Linked DNA regions of Homo sapiens: regions 1 and 2 are each linked to region 3. A link is a contact called in ENCODE Hi-C data. All regions are on one chromosome and are shown on one strand. The core of a region is the stretch at or near the end of the contact, and the rest is flanking DNA. Distances in the headings are between cores, read along the strand shown.

The links. A loop is a pair of places that touch in the nucleus more often than their neighbours do. Pooled maps may share reads with other maps.
Region 1: a loop to region 3 is called in a map of CD4-positive, alpha-beta T cell, with 13 times the contacts of the local background. The contact joins the promoter of BROX here to the promoter of RAB3GAP2 in region 3. A Hi-C loop is called at or near these places in 2 of 168 maps with a recorded cell type or tissue (CD4-positive, alpha-beta T cell and naive thymus-derived CD4-positive, alpha-beta T cell) and 16 of 50 pooled maps.
Region 2: a loop to region 3 is called in a pooled map, with 15 times the contacts of the local background. The contact joins the promoter of MIA3 here to the promoter of RAB3GAP2 in region 3. A Hi-C loop is called at or near these places in 6 of 50 pooled maps.

Annotation. Positions count from the first base shown.
Region 1 is chr1:222,709,337-222,713,997 of GRCh38, reverse strand. BROX (BRO1 domain and CAAX motif containing) reads right to left here and starts at 1,434. Exons shown (of 13, transcript NM_144695.4): 1 at 1,056-1,434. AIDA (axin interactor, dorsalization associated) reads left to right here and starts at 1,507. Exons shown (of 10, transcript NM_022831.4): 1 at 1,507-1,790. The coding sequence starts at 1,681. RefSeq lists enhancers at 237-456, 825-1,739 and a silencer at 1,407-1,626.
Region 2 is chr1:222,614,792-222,619,650 of GRCh38, reverse strand. MIA3 (MIA SH3 domain ER export factor 3) reads right to left here and starts at 1,554. Exons shown (of 28, transcript NM_198551.4): 1 at 1,408-1,554. The coding sequence starts at 1,540. RefSeq lists enhancers at 514-573, 854-1,736, silencers at 1,257-1,516, 1,687-1,756 and a cis regulatory region at 2,562-3,144.
Region 3 is chr1:220,270,578-220,275,079 of GRCh38, reverse strand. RAB3GAP2 (RAB3 GTPase activating non-catalytic protein subunit 2) reads left to right here and starts at 2,627. Exons shown (of 35, transcript NM_012414.4): 1 at 2,627-2,857. The coding sequence starts at 2,743. RefSeq lists an enhancer at 4,032-4,502.

The sequences.
Region 1 (4,661 bases), core at 185-2,684, 2.4 Mb before region 3:
GCCTACATTAAGTGCTTCCTTTATGCTATTTATTCATGACAAAGCTGGTTTTGAGGAGCACCACATACTTAATGAATAGAGAATACAGTGTGTACCCAACGAAAAACTGAGCAGGTTTATTTAGGACTCAAAACATTTAACGAGTTATTTCAGAAAATATCATCTTCTACACATCTTCCATATAAATTCCGATAGCCTAATACAGCATCTATGTGCCTACAAATAATATCACACTCAGCACTTGAGGCTGCGAAATCTTCCACAAATACTTCTTTTAATGCGGCCTCCTACTTCCTGGATGAAAATGTCTGAAGTTTTGCGAATCTTTACTTCAGGAAAGAAGAGGGTTTCTGCCCCTGCCCCATCTTCTCCCCTTCTGCGACCCGGCGGTCTTCAGTTTTCGGGAGTTCCTAGGGTGGGATAGAAGAACGACACACCCACCCGCAGGGACAAGGGTGCCTTTAGAGCCACCAATACAACATTCGGATCGAAGCTGTAAGCTAACACACTTCCACAAGAGGACTCCCGCTCCTAACAAGGGACCCCCACCCCGGAAGCCCCGAGTCCCCAGAGGAACCTACCTGAGCGCCGCCCCCGAGCTCTGAGCGCCCACTTCCTGTTTACCACCCAGCCTCTTCCTCCCGTGCCCAGTCCCGTTCGAGGCAGCGGGCGGCGACCGTGCGCACGCGCCAACACTTGAGTTCCCCTCTTTCCAAACAGGCATTTTTGTGGAAAGCCGATACTGTCAACCCGGGAGAGGTGGCCAGACAACGGCCGAACGAACCCCAGTTTAGCTTGTATTATAAGCTCTCCAATGACCAATGGAGATGCGGGGCAAGGGGATTCAGCGGATCTAGCTGTTAATGCCACTGATTTGTGGTGACCAATATGGATTTTCTTTCTGTCGTTTGTTTCAAGGCACTAGAAGGAGACTTTTGGTCCACTGTCCAGGGGTCTATGGAGACTAATGTAAAAGGGGGTGATCCTATTGCTTGAGACTCCGGGGAAGTAGCGGGGGATATTACTGAGAAACACCCATCCTCTGACATACTTACCAAATTTCTCAGAGTCGGTTCAGCAGTTCTTCTAAGGGAAGAAGGGCAATATATCGGAGTCCACAAGCGAGAAAAAGAGGGAGTCGGAGAACCGAGACTACAGAACCAGGGTGACGGAAAACCAGGACGGCGCCAAGCCGGAGTCACGTGACCCGGCGGCCATGATAGCTACCGAGGCGGTAGTGCGCGCAGCTCAGGGGCGGGTATTGCCGCGGCGTTGCAGTCCCCTCAAAACGCTTCGTTCATCATCCCTTTCTAACTTCTCCCTCGGCCTTCCTTTTGAGCTATGGTCTTTTTCCCAGACAGGAAGAGAAGAGTTGCCCCTACCTCCGGAGCCGAGGGAGAATGCCGCAATAGCGATGGCGGCCCTCGGCGCAGTGGGGCGGCCTCAACCTAACCCGGGGCGGGGCCTCGGGGGCGGGGTCTCGGCGGGGCGGTCGCTTTGGAGCCGCAAAGTTTGGCTGTGGCGGCAAATGGGCTTGGGCGGCTCCTCGGCGGGTGGCGGTGGTGGCCGTAGCGGTTCCTCCTGGCCCTGTTAATGTCGGGGCCAGGCCGGGGGAGGATGGCGCCCTAGAACCCGGCCTTGCTGGGGTAGGGGCGGGAGGGGACGGGGTGGGGACCGGCCATGTCGGAGGTGACCCGGAGTCTGCTGCAGCGCTGGGGCGCCAGTTTTAGGAGAGGCGCCGACTTCGACTCTTGGGGCCAGCTGGTGGAGGCGATAGACGAGTATCAGATGTGAGTGACTAACCGCGGGAGCAGGCCAGACCGGCTCCAGTCGTGCGCCTCTCCCTTGTTTCTGTCGGTGTCTCTCATCACCGTATCTGCAGCCAAGGCTTCTCAGGGTGGGGCTCCGCAGGCACTGGGGCTGAGATCCCTCGCCACCAGCCCCAGCGAGGCTGCTCTAGGGACAACGGCTCCGCTCTCTGGGGTGACTCGCCTTCTTCCCTCTCCGCCTCCGCAGGGACAGTTCCATTCAACAGGTAGCCCTTCTTTCCTGGGGCGCAGGCCCCAGCAGGCTATCTGCTTAGTTCCTTTCCACCGTCTCGCGGGTCCCCCACTTGGCAGTCAGTTTCCTTTCCTCCTCCTCTCCCAGGTTGCTTTTCCTCGATTTCCTTTTGAAATTCTCTGAGGAATACTTGTGTGTTCTCCGCCCACGTTCCAAGGATGAGTGGCCTTGCTCTGTGTGTGTCTTCCTTCTTCCATGCGTAGGAAAGGAGGGAACTGTTTGCGATTGAGGGGATGGGGGGGAGCCCAGGAAGCAACGAGGGCCAGGGATACCTCTTCTGCCAAAAGAAGGGTCTCCTCTCGCGCTCCTTCTCCACCCCTCTTTCTGGTGAGCCGTGTTTTCAGAATTCCACCTCGATTTCGTTTCGGTTTCTGGGACTGTTATTTGGTAGGCTGTGAGTCCCACCCACCCCCTCGCTCGGTTGCCTTGGGTGGAGTCCGCGCAGGATGTGAACCGAAGAGAGCAAAATGTGAATTAATGGACCACGCACAGGAGCTCCACGCCCTCCTTGGATCCCTCCTCCTTTTCCTGTATATAATGTATAGCCGCAGGGTACAAGTGAGTACCAGTTTCCTTGAGCAACCTAAGACCAATTTCTTGCCCTTTCTGGTTTCCACAGAAAACTTCAGGGTTGTCTTAAAAAATAAAAGACAAGATTTATATACACATAAAACCTTGCTTAGGTTTTTGCACATTTTACTGAACTTAAGAACTGTCTGCCAAAATGCTATTGTTTGCAAACTCGCCATTAATTATTCTCTGTTTAAAGCAAGTTATTGTTTGAGATTTCACTGAGTATGAAACCACGTATGAGTAGAATACCCCCGGCCTCCCCCACCCCCCATCCGCCCCCGACACACAACGATTTCTGGCAAGAATATACGCTTGGTACTTGGAAGATCTAAACTCTTATCGTCTCCCCGCAATAGTTATTTGTTTTTATCTATTAAGATAATTTAAATGTGTAGGTACTGACTTTGAATCGCCTGTAGCTTCAAAAAGCTCTGACAAAAACCCGTGCTCTGAGCCATTTTGCGATGTGTAACAACTACTAGCATTTGTTTTGCACTTTCACATGATTTCATTTGCTCTTGCAATAACCCAGTGAGAATATAATTATTCTCATTTTACGAAATGAGGAAAACTGAAGCTCAGGTTAAACAGATTACTCAGGTCACAAGCTGATACCACTGAAATCTGGGATTTAAAAAAGAAAATCCAAATCCTGTCTCTACTACAGAGTGCTTAAGATGTACTGAGAGAGTAATTCTGTAAGTGAATTAGACAAATGATAAGATTTTCTTTATTACTGGAGAACACACCCTTCCATACTGTAGCCAATTAGTAAGCACCTATGTATACCCATTCTGTATATTAACTAATATTGCATAGTTTGAAATAGAAAGCCATCTCTTACTTGTGAGGTGGTGAGACCTAGCAGCTGTTGACACTGGGCAGCCGACTTCACAATGGAAAGTGAAGAATACCATGTCCAATTGAAATTACAAAGGAAAATTGAATATGCAAGCTGTTTAGTTTGAATTTCTAGGAACATGAAGGTGAGGGTGATAGGCATGTGCAGATCCATTGTTGGACCTCAGTACTAACCATTGAACTTCATGATTCTAGTAGTCCTCAAATTATAAAAACTGCCAGGGTCAAATTTCAGTGAAAACATGTAATGATTGGCTTAAATTCTGTAAACATGTAGGCTACATATAAAATGAGGTCAAGAGTTTAAAATTACCTAATATATCCAGAAATGAATGCAAATTATCTTTTTCATTTGAAATATCTGGGAGGAAAGGCTGCAGCAAAATAGACCAATTGGGGGCCACTATAATGATGTAAACAAGAATTGACAGGATTTAGTTACTGACTGGATGTCGAGGGTGTAGAAGGAGGAAGAGTCTAGGATCGTTGGGATTTCTAATTGGGTAGGCAGCAATCTTATCGCCATACAACACACAGGAGCTGCTTTATGCGAGGGATGTAGGGGGAGAGATAGTGCATATCTGTATTCTCATAATGTAATAATACTGTAGCTTAAACAATTTCATGACTCAACAACTAAGGGTTAGGGATACAAAGATGAATAAAATTTGATTTCTGCCCTCAAAGCACTGAGAAGCCAATGGAAGATTTTAGAGTAACTGGGTGTTGCAATTACGGAAGTATGAAAAGAGTAAGTGCTCCCACATTCCTTGCTATTTCCTGGAACATAGTTCTGCCTTAGGGCTCTCGTATTTTTTTTCTGGGGCACTTTTCCCCCCATTATCTGTTTGGGTCACTTTGTCACCTCCTTCAGGTCTTTGTTCAAATATCCTCAGTGAGGCTGTCTCTGGCCACCCTGTTTAAAATTGCAAAGTCTCTTGTCCAACCCCACTGCCTCTATCTCAGTTTCACACCTCCTGCTCCCCATCCTGCTTCATTTTTTTCATTTTTTTCCATGGTACTTACCACAATCAAAAATATATTTTCTTTTTTTGTTTGTTTTGTTTTTTCTGAGACAGAGTCTTGCTCTGTCACCCAGGCTGGAGTGCAGTGGCGCGATCTCGGCTCACTGCAACCTGTGCCTCCCGGGTTCAAGCAATTCTCCT
Region 2 (4,859 bases), core at 305-2,804, 2.3 Mb before region 3:
GCAAGCAAAGAATACCAACTATCTTGCCATTGCCAACGGCAAATGGGTAACAGCGTGGCTTTGACCCAAGAAAACTAAAGGGAAAAATCATGGCAGTTGTACCGCTTTTGTAGTGTTTATTTACATCAACCACAGGGTTATCTCTAGGAATGGCTTCACACTCATTAGAGATCTCTTTTCTTGATTAGTGTTGTAGAGATACAAACAGTTCATATTATGAAATTCGGTTTTGATAACATCAATTTGAATATAAATAGCTAAACCATAGAGTTCTTGGCCTTCTTAAAATGAATACGTTTCTATAGGCATTGCTTAACAGTGTATGAAAAACCGTTTCTGCAGTGGCTATCAGTAAGTTACAAGGTTGAGACGGTCTGGGAGGCCCTAAAATGATCCTGGTCCGGCGAACATAGAGGGAAGAGGTTTCAACACGCAAGCGGCTAAGGCTAAACCAAGCTTGGCTTATGAGACCCTTGGAGTATTTACTGTCATTCCTGTAATAACCTTCTTCATCTGAGCCTGAAGATCTGTGCCCTCTCCACCGCCCACCTCCAATCCCAGACTGGAGAGCAATTCCGCTTCCTGCGCACAGAAGAGGAGGCTGCCGGTCCCAGGTGGCCGGTGCAGATCCTCGGTCTCTGCAGAGCGAAAGATTTTGGTCTTCCTGCAGTCCTGCCTAGCAGTCTGCAAGGCGGCTTCCAAGCACAGAAACGACAGGATTGATCAAAGTCGGGGCAGAGACCTCGGAATACAATGAGTGCTTGGACTCCAGACTCGTCCCAAACCTAAACTCCCAATTCCTGTTCAAAAGGCGGTACAAGCCCAAATCCCAATAAAGCAGAAGGGCAAAGGAGCAGCGCCAGGGAGCCTTTCCAAACAAACCCCACCATCAACCTGCCACTGGGAAAACGCCCACCGAGCCCTTAGCGCATCTGCCGGGGTGATGCACCCACCGAGGTCCCCGCAGCGCGGGCAGGAAAGCTTTGGTTGCGGCGTGGGGAGCCCAGACGCGCGGCGCGCAACCACATCTACCCTCCGAGCCCAGGCGGATTGGGGGGGTGGGAAGGGGACGCTGTGAGCCACTATTGGGGAAGCCGGGGACCACCGCAAGCAACCCCCCGCCTCAGCAGAGGAAAAATAAAACGCTGGCAACAAGTGGGAGGTGCAGCCCCCATGGTCAGGCCCGAGGGGCCGGGCGCAGGCAGAGCGGGAGAAGGCAGACACAGGGACCCGGAGCGCGCCCACCCCCGCGTTCAGCCCATCCCGCCTGCGACCCCCGGGCCGGCCAGGGGCTGCGGAACTCCCGTCCCCGCACAGCCCAGGCGGCGCCGCCGCGGAGACCCCCGGGGCCGGCGGAGACCCCAAGGCCAGCCGCCCCGAGGCCAGCCGCCCCTCCAGCGCACTCACTGCTGCATTCGTCGTCCGCGCAGAGTTTGTGCTCCGAGAACCGCCGGCCAGTGCTGGGGTCCAGCTGGCCCGGCACCCGCCAGGGCAGCCGGAGCACGAGCAGCCAGACGAGCAGCCCAGGCGCCGCAGCCATGTTGTGGTCACCTCGGGGAGCCGGTGACGCGGAGGAGGAGGCCGGGGCGGGCGCAGAGGGGCGGGACGGGGGCGGGGACGGGGCGGGGACGGGGGGGCTGGGGCGGGGGCTGGGGCGGGGACGGGGCGGGGACGGGGGCGGGGACGGGGGCGGGGGCGGGGGCGGGGACGGGGCGGGGACGGGGGCAGGGACGGGGGCAGGGACGGGGGCAGGGACGCGGGCAGGGACCAGGCGGAGCGCCGGGGGCATGTGGGAAGACAAGCGCAGAGGGGCGGCGCCCGCGAAGGTCTGAGCAGTTTCCGACTGACACGTCAGCAGAGGCTCTAGGAGGGATGCGGGAGACCTCCAGGAGGAGGACTGACAGCAGCCTCCTCCTCTCCTCGAAGCCTTCTCCTCTGGTCGCTGCCGTGGCAACCAGGACTCCCTCGCCCAATCACCTGCCTTTGCCCCAGTCCCTCGCAGCACCTCCGCGTGACTCCATTCTTAGTTCACCCCTCCCCGCGCGCTTGGGTCCCCCAACCCTGCGCCATCTCAACAGGTCCCTTCTGGCGCCTTCTCGCAGTTTCTGGTTTGTGGCCTGTCCCGAACCAGCCCCCCACTTCACCCCGCTACTTCACCCCGCTACCCCCACTCTTGGCATGGTACCTCCTTTTCTGAACTGCCAAATCCCACCCGCGATTTGCCACTGTTAGTCTCTGGTTTCAGGCTCCCTCCTTTTCAGCCTCCCAGGGCTTCCTTGGGGGCACCATCCCGTGGTGCTCTTTGATTAAGAAAGGGGGAGGTGAGTGGAATAGGGGGCTGAGGATATAAATCAGAGCCCGTGGCCTGCTTGGTCGTTGATAGAAATGGGTAATGGTCCTTGGGCTGAGATCTTGAGATTCCTAGATCTATATCCATAGGAAAAAAGTAAATTAATTTAATAACAGTGTGATGAGCTTCCATTTTATACTTATTTCATGCCAGAATTAAGATTAATCTTCACAACAATCGCACCTTAGAGTAGTAGGTCCTATTATGATCCCCATTTCAGAGATGACTACCTTAAGGCATTCAAACACCTAGTGAGTGATGGAGCTAAGATTCAAACCCAGGTAGTATGCTCCTTTTTAATCACAGCTCTGTAAAGCCTCCATCAAGCAACAAGCAATTTTTGTACTTTCTTTCTGAGCAGGGAAGCAAAATCTTATTTAAATCATACTATAACTGGATGATTTATATGTGCAGTTAAAAAAGCGGGGGACTGCATGAGCAGGTCAGCCCAGAGAAGAGTGGCTACAATGCTCTCCAGAAGAGTGGCTACAATGCTCTCCAGCCCTGGTTGAAGAACTTGGCATCTGTCTGTGACCAGCAGCTTCTCATTGCAATCTCTAAGGTTACTCATCAACCTTGAACAACAAACCCAGCAGCTGGTTTCCCAAACAAATCGTATTACTTAAAAGCAAGAAGAAAGAATGTGGCTTGTCTGTGCAATCCATTATATCGAATAAGGAAAAAACGGTAAACAGATGCTCACAAATTTTTGTCTGTAGGAGCCGTGAGAGTTCCTACTGGGCCAATGTAATTCCAATGCTGTCTTGAGAAATATACATTTGGTAAGGTCACGGACAAGCACTTTCTATCCAAGTAGTAGTTCTGTTCATTCTTCATTTCTTTTCTACTGTGTATTTATTTGTTTTAATATCTTAGATGTGTCTAATAGGCATCTCTAACAATATGTTGAAAACCAAACTCTTTATCTTTTTCTCTCAAACTCTGCTCCTTTCGGTCTTCCCTATTTGAGGAATAGGAATGACAATTTAATTCCTATCTTCTAGGTGCTTAAGCCAAAAACATACAAACCATCCTCGACCTCTTTTTTCTCACACCCAAGTCCAATCCATCAGACAATCCCATGTCTTTTTTAATAGCTTTGTTGAAGTATAATTAACCTACAATAAATTGCACATGTTTAAAGTGTACAATGATAATTTTTGACATATGTCTACACCCATGAGACCATTACCACAATGAAGTTAATTAACATATTCATCAACATCACCTCTGAAAGAGTTCTCATGATCCTTTATAATCCCTCCCTCCCTTGTCCCAGCTGTCTTCAGACAACCTTCTGTCACTGCAGATTGGTTTGCATTTTCTAGAATTTGATATAAATGGAATAATATCGTATACATTCTTTTTTTGTCTGACTCTTTCACTCAGCATAAACATTTGAAATACATTCAGAATCTGACCACTTCTCCCCATCTCCAGTGCCAGCAGTGCAGGCCAGGCCACCCATCTCTCACCTGAATAACTGCAATAGCCTTGTCATGTTCTTGCTTCTGCTCTTGCCCTTCCAAAGTCATAGTCTCAATAGTAGCTAAAGCAATTGTTTTATGAAATAAATGTGGTCATGCCTCTCCCCTGCTCATAACCTTCCCATGGCTTCCCATTTCCAAGTAAAATGCAATTACTTTTTTATGGAGTACACTGTCTTATTTAATTTTACTCCTCTGCCCTTTTACCCTCATTTCCTAACACTCCTCCCTTGCTCTGTTGGTTCCACTCAGATACACCAAGCCTAATCCTGCATTCGTGTATCTGCACTTGCAATTTTCCGTCAGCCTGGAATAATTCCCCAAATAGTCTGCCTGGCTAACTAGTTTCCTCACTTCATCGTGTCTCTGTAACAGTGCCATATCTTACAAGTGAGGCCTTCCCTGATACCCCTACGTAAAACAGAACTCCTTCTCATGACTAGCTGGCTCATCACTGTGCTTTATTTTTCTTTAGAGCGTTTACCACCTGCCTTATGTTTATCTACTTTACTGCCACCCAACCTCCAATATAAGCTCCATGGAAGCAGCGGATTTGTCTGTTTTGTTCACTGCTGTAATATCAGTGCCTAGAACAATGTCTGGAATATATAAGGTACTCAACAAATGATTTGTTGAATAAACCCACAGATCTTCACACATTATAAATATATTATGCTATTAACCTAAATAAAGCCTCCATAAAATGAATAGTACCAAAAGGGAATATACCATGAAAACAAGGCATTTGGTGTCTTCCCCTCAGTAGCATCCTTACCGCCAAGGACAGAACCTGAAATGTATTTACTGTTGAATGAGGGTGTATTTGTTGCAGAGGGAGTGGATGAAATAGCATGTATTTTTTCCCAATATACTACCAGAATATTAAAGCAGATTTAAAACATGATTTTATCTTATTTCTCCTTAGATTAGAATTAATAACAATTAATTGATGAAAAAAACAAAACTCCAACATGATCTAATCGAATATTATTACTTTACAAAGTGAATAATATTCACTTTGA
Region 3 (4,502 bases), core at 1,378-3,877:
CCTTCTAAGCAATTCCAGCTCCCAGAACTTGCCATTCCCAGTCTCTTACCAAAACCTACATATCCCTGGGATGAACTTTAGAGCCCAGCCTCTTCATTTTATAAACCAAGAAACTAAGTCCCAAAAAAGTGACATGAATTCCCCAAAGTCATGATTCCAAGTCCATTGCTCTTTCTCTCACATCTGCGTTTAGTGCCCATCCTGCAACTCAACCCCTTCGCTTCAAGCTGCTGCTAAGGATTGGCAAGGGGCTGCTGCTTATCTTCCTCAGTAACACATCTCTCTCTTAACAACAGTCATCTGTGCTCTGACTCACACTAATGGATACTGGAGGAAGTTCACATTGGTACCTGGACTCATCCTGTTGTTATTTTGGTCACAGTGCTTTTCCTACCTCCTGAACCCAGACCTCGGAGAGACACTGTCAATGCTGGGATATGTAAGGCCTGCACATTTTTGCAATGTGCTTTCTTATGACTGTGGAATAAGTGATATTCACTGTCTGATGCAATCCTCCCACATGCCGCAGAAACCATGGTAGCAGAACTCCAGAGGCATCCCCCCCTGTTGCATTACAACTTCCTGGGGGAAGAGTTCAGTTCATGAATGTGTTGTAATTTCTGTGAAGGGTATCTAAAGTCCTTAAAAACATCCATGAATGATCCTTTTCAACAGTACTTGGAAGGAAGTCAGGGACTTCACCATTAAAACTGAGCCAACACAGTAATGAAATTCAATGACCACCACAGGAGACATATGAATGCCTCAGGGAAGAACAAAGGCCAGCAAAATCAGCCAACAGCAGTTACTTCCACAAAATGCATTTACCTGAATAGGAACTTGAATGGTTTTCAAGGAATGACAGTCTCCTTCCAGAAAGTGTCATGTGTTTGTTATTCGTCCAGTAACACTAAGAATCTAAATTTAAATTTTGGTTTAGTTTGGGATTGGTGCTGGATTTTAGGGAATAATCTTATCAGGGCTGGATTATTCTAGTTAGTGATGATCTGAGGAAACACTGCATTTCTTCAGATGGAAGAAGGGAGCACTGGCAGCTTGCTTTTTCTGAAAGCTTTGATTACAGAAGTATAGGTCCCTGATGCTTAAAGGGACCTTACAGCACATCTGATTCAACTGCCTTTTATAGGTGAAGAACTGATTCCTGTTAACCTGATAACATAGAAATTGCCTATCCTATTTTGTGAAAATCATCCTACTCTAGAAGTAGGAAATAATGGAGTAGGAACCTGGGCACTAAATTATAGTTGTTATATTATTAGGACTAAGTGTGTATGTCCACGGGCCTGACAGAAATGAATGCTCTGGACCCCATCCACTTGCCTTTCATTTGTTCCTGTGCCCTTTTTTCATACAAAGTGGATGGCCTCTTTAGGTTTCCTTTAGGAAATGTGTAAGTGCCTACAGGCCTTTGTGCTCACATTAAAATAATTTTTTTTGTTTTTATTTTTTGGAAAAATAACTTAAAGTCTGCTCAGAGACAGCTCAATTTCTTTATTTTAAAAATGGGATAAGACACACTATTTTTAGATGGCATTTGTGACTATCCAAATGAACAATGTAAAGTACTTTCAAAAATAGTGCTTTGTCAAAGAAACAAGTTATTCTATTTACTTTATGTATGCATTCCATTTATTTCTTCAGCAAATATTTATGAAGCACTTACTAGCATGATCACAATTTCAGTTAAATAGTTAAGTACAGTAGTCCCCCCTTTATCCATGGGTTCATTTTCCACATAATTATTCAATTTAATTATTAGTTATTGTTAATCTTTCACTGTGCCTAATTTATAAATTTAACTTTATCATATATATGTATAGGTAAAAACATAATACACATACATAGGTTTCAGTACTATCCATGGTTTGAGTCATCCACTGGGGATCTTAAAACATATCCCCTTGGATTAAAGGGAAATACTGTAATTAATTGCTTACTGCCTGTATCAGTCACTAGAATTCCAGCTTTCTGGGAAAAGGTACTTCTTCTCTTTTGTTCTCTAATGCTCAGCACCCTGCGTGGCTGGCATTTAAAAGACTAACAAATATTTGTTGAATGGATGGATGAATGCATGAATGAAAAACCAAATGAATAATGAAAACAAAAGTGTATAATACACTATAACACGTACTATATTGGGCTTGCGTAGTACTATGGGAATCTATAGTAGGAGCATTTAAAGCCAGCCTTGACGGGGCTAATCTCCGGAAGAGCAATTAATCTTTTCAAAATCCGACTCTTGCAGGATACGGTCCCCCACTGGCCTGCCACTAGTTTAAAACGAATTAGTTTCTGTGAAACATCAGGATCGTGCCAATAGTAGGGGACCAATAAGACTGAATAAGTCAAAGGGCTGCGCGGACAAGTCCAATTAGAACACCTCTGGCTAAAAGCCAGAATGAATGAAAGGGTTCATGCCTCGGCGTAGACACACAACTGGGACTGAAAAATCTGCCCCAAGCCTCCACGTCGACTTTGGCTCCACCTGCAGCGGCGGCGCCGTAGTCACGTGACCCGGGCCCCCGCGCCCTAGGCGCCTGGGCCAGCCTGCGCCTGCGCAGTACTCGGAGACAGCGGACCCGTGTCAGTGACAGCTTCCGGTTTGGTTTCTCCGCCTTCTGCTTGGCTAGAGCTATTGGGGCTCGGTGGCGGCCGCAGTGGGGTGGAGGGGGCAGGGCGTGGTGAGGTAAGGTGAGTGCCGTAGTGGGGTTCCCTGGAGCCATGGCCTGCTCCATTGTCCAGTTCTGCTACTTCCAGGACCTCCAGGCCGCCCGGGACTTCCTCTTTCCTCACCTGCGGGAGGAGATCCTCAGCGGCGCCTTGCGGAGGGACCCCAGTAAGTGCCTCTCTGGCCTCGCCCTTCCTTCCCTCGTCACCCGCGGCCTCTGCTCACGGGTTCGAGTCTCCTACTCGCTCTGCGCCTCCTGCCTCTGCCCTCTGGACCCCCAGTTCTCCCCGTGCCTCCCCTCCGCTCCGGGATGACACCCTGCCCACCTCGTCCTGAAGCCCCATTTGTGTTGTCTTCCTCTCGACCCAGCTTTTCTCCTTAGGCCCTCTGACCCCTGGCTAAAAACTGCGTCTTGTTTCCTCTCGCCTCTGCCTATCACCGCTTTCTCCCTCCCTCCCCCCACCCCCACACATTCCTAGCTTTCTCTCTGAGTATCTTCTCCGTCTCCCATCTTCAGCCTGGGGTCGTTCCCTGTTTCATGTTGCCTGCTCCGTGATCGCATCCTCCCCGTTCCTTGCCACATGTCAGCGCTCCACTCTGGTATTGCCCCAGCTCCCACTCTCTTCCATCCCGGAGACTGTGGCCTTCTGCTACCTCCCATTCCGAAAGTGTTGATCATCCCCCCACACTCTCCCTTCTTTCATCTGCATTTCCCCCATTCAGATTTTGAGAACAAATGGCTGACAAATGAGTGACTCTTGAGGTAAGACTCTCTCAAAGAAGGAAAATAACCTGTCAGGAAGTGAACGAGAATCTACATTAGGAACTAAAATTACAGTGACATAGCCAAGAAAGGTTAATTTGCTTTATTGAAGCCTTCCACCTATTTTTATCATCAAAGTGTTTAATAAGCCTTTCCCCAAGTAGTATAAAGTTCCAAGGCTGGTTTATTAGATACTATATAGGCTTTCAGAATTTCGTACATTTCATTTTGAAAGGGTGTGCCTTGTGTTTTATTTTATTTTATTTTATTTTATTTTATTTTTGCATTTCCAACCTGAAGCACATTTGGCTTTGTAGTACAGCGCTCTCACTTTGTGCTATACCGGAATGGTGATATAAAGCCCACTAAGCTCCTCTCCCTTTTTTAGAAAATTTAGAAGATATCAAATCGAACCCATCTGTGAATGATTGCATACTTTGTGCCAGTCATTGGTGCTACAAACCAAATAAGGTTGGTGGACCCTGCTGTAGGAACTTCTGGTTTACAGACAAATCATTAACTTCCATTCAGTGTGACTGAGATATACATGAGGCATTTTCTTGAAGTGGTGATACTTAAGCCTACCTTTGAAGTACTAGTTAGAGGAGTAAAGGAGCAGTAATAGCATGTGCAGAGGAAGGGAGGCCTGAAATGGCATGGTATTTAGAGAACTAAGAAAAGCTGAATGGCTGGAGAGGAGGATGGGAGAGGAAGAGTTGGGGCAATGAGGCAGTAGTAGTAATAAGGAGCTAGACCATGAGAGGCCTTGTGAAAATTGTGGCGTTTCTCTGAAAGTTTAAGTAGAGAAATGACATTGTCAGATTTGTACTTAATGTAATCAACAACATTTGTTGAAGACCTGTAATGTGCTCTGGTAGCAAAGTGGAGGAGAGATTGGAAGAAGGGAAATGGATTGGGAAGCTCTTCCAGTAATCCAAGCAAGAAATTATGTGAGCTTGAATTAAGAACCTTAGTAGGATGAAGATGAAGGACTAGATTAGAAAGACGTTAAGGAGTTAGAATCTGCAGGACCTTGTGAAGGTCTGGTGA